Linked DNA regions of Homo sapiens: regions 1 and 3 are each linked to region 2. A link is an interaction called in ENCODE POLR2A ChIA-PET data of the cell type or tissue named here. Cell type or tissue: GM12878. All regions are shown on one strand. Each heading gives the region's core, and the rest is flanking DNA. Links, peaks and the distances in the headings are about the cores only. Region 1 overlaps CCDC73 (coiled-coil domain containing 73). Region 2 overlaps WT1 (WT1 transcription factor). Region 3 overlaps ABTB2 (ankyrin repeat and BTB domain containing 2).

Evidence for each region. Peaks named below come from ENCODE experiments on the same cell type or tissue, not always from the same donor. Only the 100,000 strongest peaks of a DNase experiment are listed, where the experiment ranks them.
Region 1: POLR2A ChIA-PET joins it to region 2 with 7 read pairs; 2 of 35 experiments call an interaction of 5 or more read pairs at or near these places.
Region 3: POLR2A ChIA-PET joins it to region 2 with 5 read pairs; 1 of 35 experiments calls an interaction of 5 or more read pairs at or near these places.

What each region holds. Positions count from the first base shown.
Region 1 is chr11:32,771,695-32,777,598 of GRCh38, forward strand. The region is part of intron 1 of CCDC73 (coiled-coil domain containing 73); the gene reads right to left. Among named protein-coding and RNA genes, the nearest start is that of CCDC73, 20 kb to the right of the region's middle. In GM12878, for the core only: no CTCF peak of the experiment used is centred there; no DNase peak of the experiment used is centred there; H3K4me3 peaks cover 478 bases; H3K27ac peaks cover 724 bases.
Region 2 is chr11:32,393,607-32,399,510 of GRCh38, forward strand. WT1 (WT1 transcription factor) reads right to left here. Exons shown (of 10, transcript NM_024426.6): 7 at 2,651-2,801. Among named protein-coding and RNA genes, the nearest start is that of WT1-AS, 39 kb to the right of the region's middle. In GM12878, for the core only: no CTCF peak of the experiment used is centred there; a DNase peak (open chromatin) is centred at 2,891; H3K27me3 peaks cover 143 bases.
Region 3 is chr11:34,151,546-34,156,545 of GRCh38, forward strand. It overlaps ABTB2 (ankyrin repeat and BTB domain containing 2), which reads right to left. Exons shown (of 17, transcript NM_145804.3): 15 at 3,156-3,224; 16 at 2,720-2,833; 17 at 1-1,039. The coding sequence ends at 842. Among named protein-coding and RNA genes, the nearest start is that of NAT10, 48 kb to the left of the region's middle. RefSeq lists enhancers at 2,779-2,828, 3,369-3,418, 4,011-4,512. In GM12878, for the core only: no CTCF peak of the experiment used is centred there; a DNase peak (open chromatin) is centred at 3,026; H3K27ac peaks cover 1,756 bases.

The DNA.
Region 1 (5,904 bases), core at 413-5,412, 380 kb after region 2:
AGTCTTGGGACGAAGGTGAACATGATTTGCTTGTGTGAGAAATGTAAAAGAGGTAAACTGATAAATTGCTTAATGGTGACAAATTCCTCCCATCATCTCATTTGAAATGTGATAGGGTCACTTCTCCCTTCCAGAGATGAAATCTATGTCTCCACTAGGATTGCCTTACAATTTGTTTTGGTCAGTAGGCCTTGAAGTCTTTGCTCTTTGAAAATGTTGCTCTGAACCTGCCATGCCATGTTATACAAAGAACGAGAAGTTCAGAATCAAAGACTACATGGAGAGAGGAGGCCCAGCCATCCCAAATGTCCCAGCTGGGGCTAACCCCCACAACAATCTACAAACTCAGGTGCAGTTGCAACAGAGCCTAGGCAAGACCAGCAGAAAAACATTCCAACAAACTCACGAAATTATGAGAAATAATAAATCACTGTTATTTTAAACCATTAAGTTGGAGGTGATTTGCTATGCAGCCACAGATTCAATATTTTTAGTTTAATTTTTTTTATTCTGCTCTCTACATTGTCTCTTTTCTCCAAGTTCCTTTTCTCCCATTTGGTTTTCATCTCTTTCATGGTTTTCTCAAATGTCAGACGATTCCCAGCTGTCTGTTTATATTTATAAGTAATGCATTAGTCAATATTATAAAAAACAAAAGCAGGGGGACTGTTCTAGATTAAAGGACAACAAAAAAAAATGACTACCAAATGCAATGTGGGAACTTTAATTAGATCCTAGATAGAAAAAACAAATAGCTATTGAGGGCATTTGGAGGAAAAAGGAGGAAATTTGAATATTGAGTATAGTATATTGAGATAATATTCCTGAATCAATACTAGATTTCTTAGATGGCTATAAAGCAGAACATACTTGTCCTTGTTTAAGGAGATACAAGCTTCAAGTATCTCAGAGCAAAGTATCATGATGCTTACAAGTTACTTTCAACAGGTTCAGGAAAGAGAGGTATATAAAGAGATAAAACAAATATAGCAGATTTTTAATAACTGGTGAAATCTAGGTAAGGTTATAAAGGTGTTAGTTATTCTATTATTTGAACTATTGAAGTTTGAAAATAGAATGACACACTATAATCAAAAAGACAAATAATAATGAGTGTTGACAAGGATGTGAGAAATTGGAACCTTCATAAACTGCTGGTGGGAATATAAAATGGTGCAACCAGAAAACAGCCCAGGTAGTTCCTCAAAAGGTTAAACATAAAGTTACCATATGACTCAGCAATTCCATTTAGATTCCCAAGAGAACACTACACATAAATATTCATAAAAGCATTATTCATAATAGCCAAAAAATGGAAACAACTCAAATGCCTATCAACTGGTGAATGGATAAATAAAATGTAGCATATCTATAAAATAGAATGTTAGTCCACAATAAGAAGGGGTGAAGTAATGACACATGCAACAACATGGATGAACCTTGAAAATGTTACACTAAATGAAAGAAGTCAATCACAAAAGGCCACATATTTAATGATTCAACATATATGAAATGTCCAGAATAAGCAAATCCACAGGACATAAAGTAGATCTGTATTTGCTTAGGTTGGGGGGTTGAAGCAGGATTGCAGGGGAATAGTGAATGACTGCTAATGAGTATGGGGTTTCTTTTTGAGGTATTAAAATGTTCTAAAATTGATTGTGGTGATGGATAAACAACTGTGAATATACCAAAAATTATTGAATTGCACACTTTGAATGAGTCAACCATATGATATGGAAACTACATCTCAATGAAAAAGCTATTTTTAAAAAGTGGAATGATACATTAAAAATTGAATGGGGCCATAAGTGGTGGCTCACACCTGTAATCTCAGAATTTTGGAAGGTTGAGGCAGGAGGATCACTTGAATCCAGGAGTTCAAGACAAGCCTGGGAAATACAGTGAGACCCCCATCTTCACAAACACACACACACACACAAAGTCAGGCATGGTGGCACACATCTCCCAGTTACTTGGGAGGCTGAGGTTGGAGAATCACTTGAGCCCAGGAGTTCGAGGTAACAGTGAGCTATGATCGCATTGCTGCCCTCCAGCCTGGGTAACAGAGCAAGATGCTGTCTCAAAAAAAAAAAAATGAATAGAAGCACTGAGGGAGGGCTTATTGATTGATAGGTTTCACTACTGGGTGATCAGGTAACAAAACAGATTTTTCATTAGGGGTTCACCTCCCTAATGTCAATATGTAGACATGTTTTCTCTCAGGTGTTTCATTTTCCCCAGAGAACTCTCCATTTTCTTGTCCTGAAGTTTAAGAGAAGACGGTAGGGGGTTTTATCTGGCAGTATGCCTTCTGATAGAAGATGATAGTAGAAAGTAAGGATTCCACAGTTCAATGAGAAGATTTTTACTTAATTTTCATTTTCAGCCCCATGCGTCATCCCTTTCCCTTGCTTTATCTGGTGTACTCCTAACTAGAATTGCCATGGATCCATTTTTCCAGCACACAAACTTCTCATCTTCTGCAGGGAAGGAGACCTGGAAAGGTTCAAGTACTCTATAGATATATTTTCAACAAGTCTCCCTTTTTATTCCCAAGTCTTATTCCTTGCCTTACAAAGTACCTGTTGTTTCCAAGTGCTAAGCAAACTTCTGAACTTTTAAGTCAGTCACAATGCTCCTCTATTTGCTTTCTGACAGATTCTGTTAAATCATTGTCTATTCTCTCTTGTCTCTGTGAGTTAAAACCCTTTTTATGCATTTTAATGAACGTGAGAAAAATAAATGGATGTGGTCAATCTATTATGTTTAATTTAAAGTTCTAAAAAGGATTTCAAAACTCACCTCCTATTTAATTATATAAACTCTAGTGCATAGGACACCTTGAATAACATTGGTCCTCAAAGAATACATGATGGCATTTCAGAAAACCATGGAAGAGATGAAAAGCAAATATAAGAAAAGGAATTTGGAGAAAAGAAACAATGTGGACAGCAGAATTAAAAAAATAAAAAAATAAAAACATTGAATCTATGGCTGTATAACAAATAATACCCAACTTAATTATGTAAAACAATGATTTATTATTTCTTATAATTTCATAGAGCAGTTGATTAAAGAAACACTGATTAGCTTCCTAGCATAGGTACAGCACAATGCAAGTACTTCAGGATAGAGTTCACAATCTGGTTGGAGAGACAGACATGGAAACCAACAGTGTGATAAGCACTAGAACAGAAACATGTACAAAGTGCCTATAAAAATACAAATGACAAAGCAATTAATTCTGTCCACAGGAAGGTTTTAAGGTGAGTGTTTTGGAAAAAGTGGTATCTATCTAGGCCTTAAATATTCTCTGACAAAAAATATGAGGAAAAAATAACATTTTAAAAATTATATGTTTATATAGTTTATCATTTACATTAAATACATCAATTTACCAATAGAACTGTCTACCAGATGGTGCATCAAATGTAGATGATTTCTTTGCCACTCAGCTTTGGGAGCCAGTGTTGTCACTTTAGCCACTGTTGTATCCCCCAGAGCCTAGCAAAATATTTGGCACACAATAGACACTGAATAAATCTTTCAGTTCAAAAATATACCAAATTTATTCCAGCTTTAAGGCCTATAGGCTTGCTGTTCCTTCTGTCTGGAATGCTCTATATCCATATCTTTATACAGAATTTCCTTTATGTTTCTGCAGTCTCAGGTCAAATGTTACTTCTTCAGTAAGCACCACACCTAATCACTCTTTAGCATATTATCTATCCTGTTTTATTTTCTCCAGAGCACTTAACATTATCCTACATTATCTTATGTTGATTATGTGTTAATTTTATTTATTATACCTCCTCCTTTAAAATACTAGCTTTGTGAGGTCAAAATCTCTTCTACTTTGGCCATGCTGTGTCTTCAGCACCTAGGACATGACCAGATATAGCATAATACATGAGATTAAATAAATATTAGTTGAATATTAAATAAATTTATCTCACCTAGTCCCTGAGGGTACTTAGTTAGTGACCTCTGCTTCATTCAAAGAGCAACAGATTGGGAATCCTTTAATATTAACAAATCTGTTAATAGGTAGCTATGTTTTCACATGCTTTGCCCTTTTTGTACCTACTTTCTTATTTTATCTCTTAATTTACTTCCAGCTCCAAAGTTCTATCACACAACTGCCATGTGAAAGACTCCCACTTCATCTTCAGCAATTTCTAAAGTACTCACTTGCATTTTTTCACATCAGATTTAACAAATCAAAATTTGTACTTTTTCTTCTCTCTCAAATCTTTTTAATTTCATTGCGGTCAGTAGTATCATGTATTCTATTTTAATCTCCAATGAACATTCACAAAATCTTTGACATCTTTCTCTTTCTCTCTCTCTGCTTCTCCACCTCTTGTTCACTTTCTCTGTCAACTACACTGTCACTTTCACTTTCTCCTTCATCCCCTAAATCTAATCTCTAAATGGACCGGTTTGTTCTTCCTTCTAATTTGCTCTTAGATTCATTCTGCATCACTACTCCTACTGCTATCAATCTAGTCAGACCCTCATTACCTCAGACATGAATTATAATCACCTTTTCCTGTTATCCCTTTATTTAATCTTCTCTCCCACTTCAATCTATTGTGCATATTTTCTCCAGAATTATTTTGCAAAACATCACCTAAACCTCATCAATTTCCAAACTCAAAGAGTTCTTTTTGTATACAAATCAAGCCCAAATTCCTGTGCCTAATATTTCAGGGTTCCCCACTTTCTAGTTTCATCCCCCTTTTCAACTTTAATCTTCTGCCCCCAAAAGACTTCCTCTATTACACTTTCCTTACTGTCTCCTACTAATCCGTGCTCATTTTCACCTCTGTACCTAGAATAATTTTTTTACTCACTCCACTTATCTATCCATCTTTTATGCCCATTTCAAGGCCTCTTTTCTCCAGGAACCCTTCCCTGGCTATTCTAAACCACAATAACCCTTCCATTTTCTAAATCCATGTTGTGTGCTTAAATTCAACCCTATAGTTTAACAAGAATTCTCCAATTCTTTGTATGTTCAATATGCCTCTCCAATGGGATGTTTCTGAAAGGCAAGAACTGTTTTACTCTTCTTTCATTCACTCCCCCAACTCCACAGCATATATATATACATATGTATATATACAACCCCTTACCTAACAAAGCAATTTCCCTTATATTTTTCCTTTGATCCTCAAATTGCTTCTCTGAGGTTTACAGAGTATTTCTTCCTACAGAGTATGGTTAAAAAAAAAAAATATATATATATATATATATATATACACACACACACATATATATATACACATGTATATATATATATATATATATATATATATATATAATTGAACTTAAAGTTAGAAGTCTTAGACTTGAGAAAAAACTTGACTACTTTCTGTATGTAATCTTTTTTTTCTTTCTTTTTTTTTTTTTTTTTGAGACGGAGTCTTCCTCTGTCACCCAGGCTGGAGTGTAGTGGTGCAATCTCAGATCTCAGCTCACTGCAACCTCCACCTCCTGTGTTCAAGTGATTCTCCCGCCTCAGCCTCCCAAGTAGCTGGGACACAGGCATGTGCCACCACACCCGGCTAATTTTTGTATTTTTAGTAAAGATGGCGTTTTGCCATGTTGGCCATGCTGGTCTTGAACTCCTGACCTCAAGTGATCTGTCCACCTCAGCCTCCCAAAGTGCTGGGATTATAGGTGTGAGCCACCACACCCAGCCATCACTGTGTAACCTTGAAGAAATAAAAACCAGTTTTTCTAAAACTGTTTCCTAATCTGACAATAAATGTTAAGTTTAATGCAAAAATACAGGCTCATATTTTAAAAGATCAGCACTGTTGAAGGCTTACAATAGATTTTTAGCTGGATTAACAACCCTAACAGGGTAAATTAATAAATAATTCTGAAGAAAAT
Region 2 (5,904 bases), core at 441-5,440:
TATTTCCCTCATGAATCTCTATTCCCCACTATGCCAGAGCTCACATCCTGAAGTCCTCCTTGCACTCTGCTCACACTAAATGTCCCCCATCCCTATCTCCACATCGAAAAGTCTCCTGGGTGTCTCCTTCTTCTGCAATGCCTGCTTGGAAACTGCATGGGCCAATTTCCCTTCCTTCCCTCATTACGACATTTATTCCAGGCTGTCTAATGTGGTGAGCTGTGTCTGGGTCTACAATTCTACAATTCTTCAATGGGTTGGAAAATCCTAAGGGCTGGAGCCTTTTTATTTTTATTTTTTCTCAGAGACAGAGTCTCTCTCTGTTGCCCAGACTAAAGCGCAGTGGTGTGAGCCTAGCTCACTGCAGCCTCGAAACCGTGGGCACAAGCAATCCTCCTACCTCAGCCTCCTGAGTAGCTGGGACTACAGGCATACACCAGCACACTTGGCTAAATTTTTAAAAATATTTTTTTTAGAGACAGGGTCTCACTATATTGCCCAGGCTGGTCTTGAACCCCTTAAGCAATCCTCCCGCCTACGCCTCCCAACATACTGGGATTACAGGTGTGAGCCACTGCACCTGGCCCCTTTCTTTGTATTTGTATCCAGGTTGGTGCCTTATGTTTCACCTCTGTGAGCTGGAGAAGATGTTACCCCTATTGAGTCTGATTTCCTTCCCCTGCCTTTGAGCTTCTGCTCATCTATCACTTTCTCTGCCCAAACTACCAGCCTCCACTGGCTAACCCAAGCTGTTCTTCCTCTGAGAAACTTTCTCGGATGACCTTAGTTCAAACTGATACCCTCCAAACCCCTCGGTACCTCCTGTCTCTGATTTAGTACATGATCATGTACTCTCTCAGTCACTTTTCATTTCTTTATATCCTAGCTCCCAAACAAACCAGGAACTCTTTGAGAAGGAGGATTATAACCTGCAGTTAAAAAGAAGGAGTTTGAGTCCTCTTTCTGCTATATCCTATACTCTTCATAAATGTTTTGTGAGTGAGGATTAAATGAAATATACATGTAGAGAGCCTGACACCCAAAAAGTACTTAATATAACAGTCTGTACTGTTGTTATAAATAAATAAGAAAATATTGCTCTCTTTCAAGGGGGACTGTAGGATTGTTAAATACCAACCTGCCCTCATCTTCTGCAAGGAAGAGTTTCTTAAAGGCTCCAGTGGGTCTGGGGTTTTGGCTGTCTTGTTCACTGCCTTCCCTTCACACAGTTGTCTAACCCTCACTGCATTCTAAGTGCTTCTCTCTCACTAAAAGTTTCTACAACCATATTGCCTTCATTTATTCCCTTGCATTTTTCAGGCAGGACTTTACTTTCTCGTTTTCCTTATAACCTTGACAGTCACTTTTCAAATGATCCCATTTGGGGAAATGTGTAAAAACATAACATGCCACTGGTCCCCTCCTTTTTAGCCTCAAAGTCTGTGGCCCACTGAGTGCAAACTCAGATTGACACCAGAATTGCATCCTCTGGACACAGTGAATTAGCAAATTTCAATGGTCCAAGGAAATCTGAATGCAGCTCACTTTTTTCTCCAGCTTCCCAAGAGCAAAATCAGCAGTAATAACACAGTTGCAACAGTGATCCTATAATAATGCTGTTCTTCGATTGTGGAAAAGGCAGCAGTAGCTCCTCTGTAGGAAAACCTGGGTTTTACCACACTCCCACACTCCCACCTAGTGCCCACAAGGCCCAGAGTAAACGTTCTGTGACATGGCTGTCCACATTCAAGGTGGCCAACACCAAACAATGCCAGTTCTCTGTTTCCCAGAAGCAGCCTCTCTGACCTGGGGGAAAATCCAGTTTCATTGGCGTATCTTCAAAGATAAAAAATCATCATCTCTCTCTCTCCTTTTTTTTTTTTTTGGCAGAGTCTTGCTCTGTCGCCCAGGCTGGAGTACAGTGGTAAGATCTCAGCTCACTGCAACCTCTGCCTCCTAGGTTCAAGCAATTCTCCTGCCCCAGCCTCCCAAGTACAGGTGCGTGCCACCACACCCGGCTCATTTTTGTATTTTTAGTAGAGACGGGGTTTCACCTTGTTGGCCAGGCTGGTCTCCAACTCCTGACCTTGGGTGATCCACCCACTTCGGCCTCCCAAAGTGCTGGGATTACAGGCGTGAGCCCCCATGACTGACCTTTTTTTTTTAAGTGATCACTAAAAAATCAAACTAACAATCAATTTTCCCCTTCCTGTCTAGTTGATTATTACTGACCCAAGCAGGTAAGTTTTTCTTTGGACCATCTCTTCTAAAATTTCACAATGATCTTGCCCATCGACCTCCTAAAACCATCTGATGACTATATTCCCAGGCCAGCTCCTCTCTCCTTAGAAATGCTAATAGTATTCTAACACCAACACGATTCCTACACAGGTCTCTTTAATTCTGTGGCACTTTCTCTCTACCACTCTGCTCTGCCTTTCTGGAAGACAGTTTACTGACCTCTGTAATAAAGGATAGATAATCAGAATGCAAAATGGCCCCACAGCCTCTTTACAACACCTGGATCAGACCTTTCAAAGCAGTGCTTACTTTCCATCCTGGAAATAACCTGGGTCCTTAGCAGTGTGAGAGCCTGGAAAAGGAGCTCTTGAACCATGTTTGCCCAAGACTGGACAGCGGGCACACTTACCAGTGTGCTTCCTGCTGTGCATCTGTAAGTGGGACAGCTTAAAATATCTCTTATTGCAGCCTGGGTAAGCACACATGAAGGGGCGTTTCTCACTGGTCTCAGATGCCGACCGTACAAGAGTCGGGGCTACTCCAGGCACACGTCGCACATCCTGCAGGCAGAGAGTAAGAGGAAGGGAGGCTTTAAGCCACATGTGAACATTCACGTAGGTCTTGAGGGAGAGTGAGCACTGGAGTATATCCAAAGAAGGGGTGGCAGGTGCAGACCTAAAACCACTCCCATTCACACTCCAGATCCCCATGGCAGACATCAGTAATGGATGCTAGATCAGGACATTCTACAATGCAGTGCTCTAAGATCATCACTACTGAGCAACCAGAAGTGGCTGTTGAGATGAAACCTACATGAAATGGCTGTCCCAGAGCCTCTGCAAAAGAAATGCTGGTACCTGGAAGAGCTCCCAATCCATTCTATCTCTCAGCTTCTCCTCTTGAGGTAGTGATGTCTGCAAGTCCAAAGTCCCAAAGTCTAACTACTCCCTCCCACTTGGAGTCATGACCACATGACCTAGAGCCAGTCTGCAATGGGTGGGGACATCCTTATTAGAAAAAAGTGGGATAATGAATGAGCCCCTAACTGACCAGATCGTCCAAGTATAAGTAAATAACAAGGAAGAAGAAGCCCCTGGATTTGGGGATCCCATCTGTGAAAGGAAGCAAAACCCACCAGAAGGCCATGGTGAAGCCAGCACAACCTTTAATAGTGAGGCCAGAAAGCACTGGAATCCATCTGCCTTCTGTGCTCTGCACACGTCCTTTGCAGGGCATCTGTTGCTCCCCTTTATCTTGTGGAAGTGCAGTGTGTGTGTTGTCAGTCTTCCAAGAATAAGAACTGGAGGAAAACAAAGAGGCAAGCTCCCCTTCCTCTTCTTGGGGTCAGGGAGTCATAAATGGGAGCTGAGCAAGTGCCTGAGTGGCCACTAAATTCTCCTCATTCCTTTATAGATGAGTAAATCAACCCCAAAGGCGGTGAGATGCTGACACAAGAGTGCATCCATGTTTTGGTTTTGTTTGTTCTTAAGACAGGATCTTATTCTGTTGTCCAGGCTGGAGTGCAGTGGCACGATCGGGGCTCCTGCAGCCTCGACCTCACCAGCTTAAGTAATCCTCCCACTTCAGCCTCCTGAACAGCTGGGACAACAGGTGAGAGTCATCATGCCCAGCTAATTTTTTTTTTTTTTTTTGGTAGAGATAGGGTCTCCCTATGTTGCTCAGGCTGGTCTCAAACTCTTGAGCTGAAGGGATCCTTCCACCTTGGCCTCCTAGAGTGCTGGGATTACAGGTGTGAGCCACCATGCCTGGCCTAAAGTGCATCCATGTTTTGTGCTAAGACCTGGAACCACTTCTGAATATAACCAACTCCTTGCCCTGTGCATTTTCCACTCTACCCCATGCTTATGTTCTAGTCCCTATTTCACATTGCCCTGCACTGAAAGGTCATTTTCTTTTTTGGAAGAATAAATGCTGCAGTGACATACAACACAACATTGATGTTAATAGGCCATAGTGTCTCAGGGATAATGAAGGCATAAAATTAAATGGTGAGCCAGCTGTTGGATTGGAATACTCAATACCTGTCTGGTCTGGAGTGTTTTAGAGGCCATGGCAAGTGAGCCTGACAAACTGGGCTTGATGGGAAAGAAAGCAAAGGAAGCATTTTCCATTTCCCTTAATTCATCCTAGAAGCAGTGCACATGGGAACAGGAGTTGTTAATCTCAGTAAGGGTCCCGGTGAAGGATTCTGATTGTATTCGTCAGGGGAGAGGCTTGATGTCTCCCTAAACCGTCGTCAGATTTCCGTATTTCTGTAACCCTTGCCTTTATTGCTCTCCATTGAAAGGCTTGGGAGTAGGGAGCACACTGTTCTTTCTTCGTGACACTTCTGGAAACATTAATCAGAACATCTCAGAGCTACTTGCCCCACGTATCATGTGGGGTCTGGCCCAGATACAACTTATATCTAGAGTACTGACCATTCTGGTGAAAGTATCACTGCTGTTACTCAGGTTGCAGCCATGGATTGATGTTTATAAGCCATAAATGAAACCCTTAGTAACTGTATGTGCTTCTGACCACCCAAAACAGAGACTCTGCAGGGAAGGCAGACTGAAGGTCTACGGAGGTGGCAGACCAAAAGTGTCTATTGAATTCTCCAAAACTTTTACCTTTATACTTTACTTTCTTCATGCTCCTTGGAGACTTCTCCCTCCCACAAACTGTTCACCATCCTCTGCCTCCCTAAGAAGCAGTATCGTGAAGTAGGTATAAACAGGGGGTCTGAAGTCAGGCAAGACCTGTGTTATTAGTCTCGGCTCCAATATTTACTAGCGATGTGATTCTGACATTATTCATCACCTCTGGGCTTCAGTTTCCCCATCCATGAAATGGAGAGAATAACAGTACCCACCTCATAAGTGTGTATTGCAGATGAAATGAAGGGGGAAAGGCCACAAATAGACAAGGAGAAACCTTACATGCATATTGCTAAGAGAAAGAAGTCAGCCTGAAAATGCTACATCTAGTATGATTCCAACTATATGACATTCTGAAAAAAGACCGAGCCGGGCACAGTGGCTCACGCCTGTAATCCCAGCACTTTGGGAGGCCGAGGCGAGTGGATCACCAGGTCAGGAGATCAAGACCATCCTGGCTAACACTGTGAAACCCCGTCTCTACTAAAAATACAAAAAATTAGCCAGGCGTGGTGGTGGGCACCTGTAGTCCCAGCTACTCGGGAGGCTGAGGCAGGAGAATGGTGTGAACCCTGGAGGCGGAGCTTGCAGTGAGCCAAGATAGCGCCACTGTACTCCAGCCTGGGTGACAGAGCGAGACTCCCATCTCAAAAAAAAAAAAAAGAAAAAGAAAAAAAAAAGACCGGTGATTATTGGGAAGAGAAGAAGAGGGAGGGAAGAACAGGTGGAGTGTAGGGAATTTTAAGGGCAGTGAAACTATTCTGTATGATACTAGAATAATAGGTACATGGCATTATGCATTTTTCAAAACCCATAGAACTGTACAACACAAAAAGTGAACCCTAATGTAAACTATGGGCTTTAGTTAACAATAATTTATCAATATTGGCTCATCAATTATAACAAATGTACCACATCAATACAAAATGGTACTAATAGGGTAAAGTCCATTTTTCTAAAGTCCATGTATAAAGCTTAGCACAATGCCTAGTATATAGAAAAT
Region 3 (5,000 bases), core at 1-5,000, 1.8 Mb after region 2:
AGGCCTGAGGTTCCAGAATCCACCCATTTACTTTGGCCCCTAAAACCAGCAGCAAAACAAGAGCTGAGGCCATTCCTACACAGCACCCCATCCCCTACCCCTTGCCCCTCCATGCCAGACTTAGCTCAGAAACCATCAAGCTGGGGAACTGCCCTCTGCTGCTAACTGAGCAAGCTGGTAGTCCTGATGGGAGGGACTCTGGAAGCCCAGGCACCAAAGACAATGGGGGAACTCCGGGTGGCAGCAGTCGTGGTGGCAGGGGGGGGTCCACAGGCCACTGGATGCCCACATTAAGCCTGTCAAACCTTTGAAGAACAAGTTTGGGGATTTGGGCAGCCTTTGCTATGTGACATTTAGGAAGAAAAATACCAGCTTTTGAATTACTGCAGACGACTGGGGGCCTAGGCAGTATGCATTCTATACATTCATAAGGATTCCTGTACCCCCAGGAGCCCCAGTTGGGATGGTCTGAGTTTACTGAGGCCCTAGGGGTGAGTAGAGCTTGGAGGGCCTGGGCGGAGGTGGATCAGGATCAGCTGCTGACCTGCAGGAGGGGAGAGCGACACCCCGGGGGAGTGCATGGCTGCCCTTGAGTTGCAAACTGAGATGGGGAGGAGGGCCACCAGTTAGCTACATCTCCCCTTTGCCCATCAGTGATTGAACAAACAGCTCTAGGGCAGAGGAGATGAGGGTGAGCTGCCCGGTGACAGGGGGGACATCTGGGGGAGGAGGAGGAAACAGCCCCGTGAACCTGGCTCCAAGAGGGCCTACAACCATACCCCGACATGGTGGGCCCTGGCACCTCCACAGGCCCTGGCCTCGGCAGCCTCCGCCCCCTGCCTCACACCCGGGAGGTGATGTAGACAGAGTGCACGCGCTCTGCCAGGGTGTTCTGCAGGTCCTGCAGTGGATCCAGGCCCTGCACTTTGCTGCTGCGGCCGTAGATGAGCTGCCGGAAGGCATCCTGCTCCAGTAGGGCCTTCATGTGCTTGAGGAAGAAGCCCTCACAGAACAGGGCCAGTTCTGGGGCATTGTGGATCTGTAGGGCAGAGAGAGGAGGGGTGAAGCCCATCGCCTTAGTACAGCCCCACTCACCCTCACCCCCAAATACTACCTACCCATGGCCACAGCCCTGATTAAGCCCCACTCTGGCCAGGGTAGGCGTTCCCTGTCCCTGCATCCTGAGGCCACCTCTGCTATATCTGAACTGTTCAGCCCCCGTCATTTTCCTGCCTGTGTCATACTGTCATGCTGCCCTGTTAAGTGGCAGTCATCCCTGTTGGGTTGGAAGTTCCCTTCCTAAGGGTGGGAACGGGGACTGTCCACCACTGGGTGTCCAGGGCTCAGCACCAGGCCTGGCATGTGACTGTGCACATGGTAAATGCTGGATAAAGATGTTCACTCAACACATATCAAGGGGCCGCTCTGGGTTTTCAGTTCTGAGGTCAAGATCTCTGCAGTGCTGCTGATGTCCTAGTTTGGGAGAGACAGACAGAATCTGAGGAACCAAAGACAAGGTAACTGCAGAAGACTGTGAAGGAGGTAAAGCCAACGTGACAGGATGGCTTGTGAGAGGCCAGGGGAGGCCTGGGGACACCAGTTGTGAAGATGAAGGGCGGGAAAGAGCTTTACAGGAAAAGGGAAGTGTCACAAAAGTCCTGGGGTCTGGGCACGCTGAGAAGGAAGCATGGCAGAGTGAGGGGAGATGTGGGCAGGACCTTGGGGGCCTTGGAAGGCATGATAAGGGCTGGCTATTATTTAGCCTGCAGTAGGTGGAAAACCTTTGGTGGGATTAAGTATGGGAGTAACACAGTCTTTGTACTTTTTTGGGGGGCGGGGGTTGTGTTGAGACAAAGTCTTGCTCTTGCCCAAGCTGGAGTGCGCATGATCACAGCTCACTACAGTCTCAACCTCCCGGGCTCAACTGATCTTCCTGCCTCAGCCTCCTGAGCAACTGGGACCACAGATGCACGCCACCACACTCAGCTAGTTTGTAGAGGCAGGTTCTTGCCATGTTTCACAGGCTGGTCTAAACTCCTGGTCCTGCCTCATCCTCCCAAAGTACTGGGATTACAGGTGTGAGCCACTGTGCCTGGCCATGGTTTTTGAACTTTTGAAAGAAGCTTGTGGATTGCAGGGCTAAAGCCAGGAAGTAGGGAGGCTGGGCTGATGCCATTGTCCAAGAGAGTGATGGTGGTGGCTTAGGGCAAGGCGAGGGCAGTGGAGATGAAGGGAAGTGGAGAAACCGCTGGTGTGTTTCAGAGGTGGGTGGCTTGCATATGGGAGGGTTTTTGCAAATCAAATATGATTCCTGAGTTTTGAGTCTGAGCAACTGAGCAGTGACCATGTTGATTGTTGAGATGGGACAGCTAGGGAGGCACAGACAGGTAGGGGAGAAAAGTAAATACCTATGGCTTTGATTTGACTCAGAGGCTCAGCAACTTGTCCAGCTACCACAGCCCAGGTGGCAGAGCTGGAATGTGAACTAGGGTGCAGCTGGCTCAAAAGCTCACCTCCCAAGCTACCACATGGCCAGTGGGCAGCAGTGACCCCAGGCAACACAGGGAGTTGCTAACCCTCCCTCAGCCTCTACACTGCCCTCAGAAGCAGCCTGGTCACCTGCATCTCCTAGCTCATCCCCAGTGCAGCCACACGGCCGAGGCCCCCGTGGAGCAGAGCATGTGGTGGGAGGTGGCCAGCAGGCATCCTTGGCCCTCACCTTGGCATATTTGTAGGTGTTCACGGCACTCTCCATGCTGAGGGTCTGGGAGCACAGGATCTCGCAGTGCCTCTGCAGGGCATCCAGCTGGAACAGGCTGGCAGCTGACAGCAGCTGGTAGGGAGGCAGAGCAGGTCTTGGGGACCCATGGCCAGACCAGTGGCCCAGACAGCACCGAACAGAAAGCTCCCGAGTGCCGTGTGCCCTGCTGCCTCCACCCTCAGGCCCCACTACCTTCTGATACTCCTGGGCCTAACCATCCCCGCTGGGACACGCACTGAGGCTGGGCTCAGTGGTGTGCACAGTTCCTCTTTCTGGGAACTGCTCTTCCTGTCAGATGGAGAGGAAGAGCCACCTTCCCTCTGAAGGGGGTGAATGGGAGACCGAGCCGCTGGGCACCCTAGCCCAGGCCCCCTCCCCCTCTCCCGAGTCTCACCTCCAGGATGTCAGTGGTGGGGATCTCCATGGATTCTGTTCCTCCGTAGTACAGATACTGCATCATCATCTGTGGTGGGAAGAGGCCCATGTGAATGCCACGTGAACCTGAGGCATGAAAGTCCTTGCCAGCCCCACAGGGTACTGCTCCAGCTGCCGCCTCCAGGGGCCTGTCCCTCTGCAGGTCCCCAGCTCTGTCTCTCCCTCCCTCTCCTGCTCAGGCTGAGACTTGTGTTTTCCCGGGGAAGCCAACTCCAAGACCCTCTCTCCTGAGTCCCTGCCCGGATAACAGGCTCTCTCCTTGGAATGTTTTCCCTACAATCCTCATGAGAACACGGTGAGCCCAGGAGGGAAGTTCCTATTCACAGCTGGGGAAACTGAGACCCAGGGAAGGAAGATGACTTGGCTCAAGTCCTTCAGCTCCCCTGATGCCTGCAGCAGGGCTCTCGCATCATGCCTGGCCCCGTGTGGCTCATTGCTGGTGTGATCTAAATTCTACACAGGGAGTAGCAGTGGGAGGGTCTCTGAAGGGATGTTGGAGGACGCTGCCTCCTGCCTTCCCCTGTTTGCACAAGGACTCCAATGTGGAGGTGAGTGCCCCATCTGGGCTCTGTCTCAGGTGTGCTTCCTCAAAAAGAAAGCGCAGAGCCCAGGCCCGGAGGCCCGGAGGCCCGGAGCTCCCCTCGACAGGCTGAGCCCTGCCTTGGGCTCCCAGATGAGGTGGTCCAGGACCGGGAACGATTTAGTTCTGCTGAGGTTTCAGTTACAAACTCTGCCATCACGCTGGAGCCTAGTGAGGTTCCCAGTTGGAAAAAGAAAAACAATTCTTTCTGGCTGGCTGAAGAAACGGCTCCAGCAAGGAGCTGGCAAGTGTGTAAGTAAACACAGCTCCAGCCGGCACAGTCGGGCTCTGTCAAGACCGGCCCTGAGGCTGCAGAGGCACCAGAGGGTCTAGGAGAAGGCCCAACTGTGGGGAGAGAAGTGGGGAGACAGGCCTGCCAGCCTTGTTCAGGCATCAGGAGATGTTGGCCAAGGCCCACCCTGGAGATGTCAGCCTCTTCCCACCTCTAGAGGTCTGGGAAGCTCCCACGGCCTTCTGCAGCCCCTGCTGGAGCCTGGGTGGTGAGCTCATGATTGCACAGTAAGTGTCCGTCTGCTCCCTCCAGATAGTGTGTGCCTTGGGCAGGCCATGCCCAGGTCCCTCTGCCCTCCCCATGCAGGGCACTGAGTGAGTGCTCAGTAAGGTGAGGCACCAGCAGGAGCAGTGCCTGGAATGCCCCTCATACAGGGTTGGGGTTAGAGCACCAGGCAGGCAGGTCAGATCTTCCTGTTGGGATTCTTTGCTAAGGGATGGCCTCAGGGCAGCCCCTAGGGCCAGGCCTACCAGCCACCTTAGGCTGCAGCTCCCTTCCTGGCCTGGAAGGCTACCTCCTGCTGCATTTTAGGATTTGGTTTTGGCAAGGCCCAGTCTTGGCATCCGTGGCACATGGATCTCCCTGAGGCCACTTGAATGCATATGAGGCCACAGAAGTCAGATCAGAACGGCTCACCTGGAGCCTTGCTATGGGAGCTGGGCAGCCAGCAGGCAGAGGTGGGTGAATTTTGCACAGCCTGGCAGTCCCTAGCAGGATACAGGTCATGTGCCTCCTGGAGCCAGGCAGCCTGTGGGGCTAGAGGCTGCTTGAGGAAAGGCCCCAGACAGGACCACCTGTAGAAGGGCAGCAGGGTTTCCTTCTGTCCTGAGTGGGCCACTTGGAAGCTGATACTGCAGAAACCATGTGGGAAGGGCAGGGTTGGGGCCCTCTGGGCTATATGCTCAGTAACTTTTTTTTTTTTTTTTTGAGAC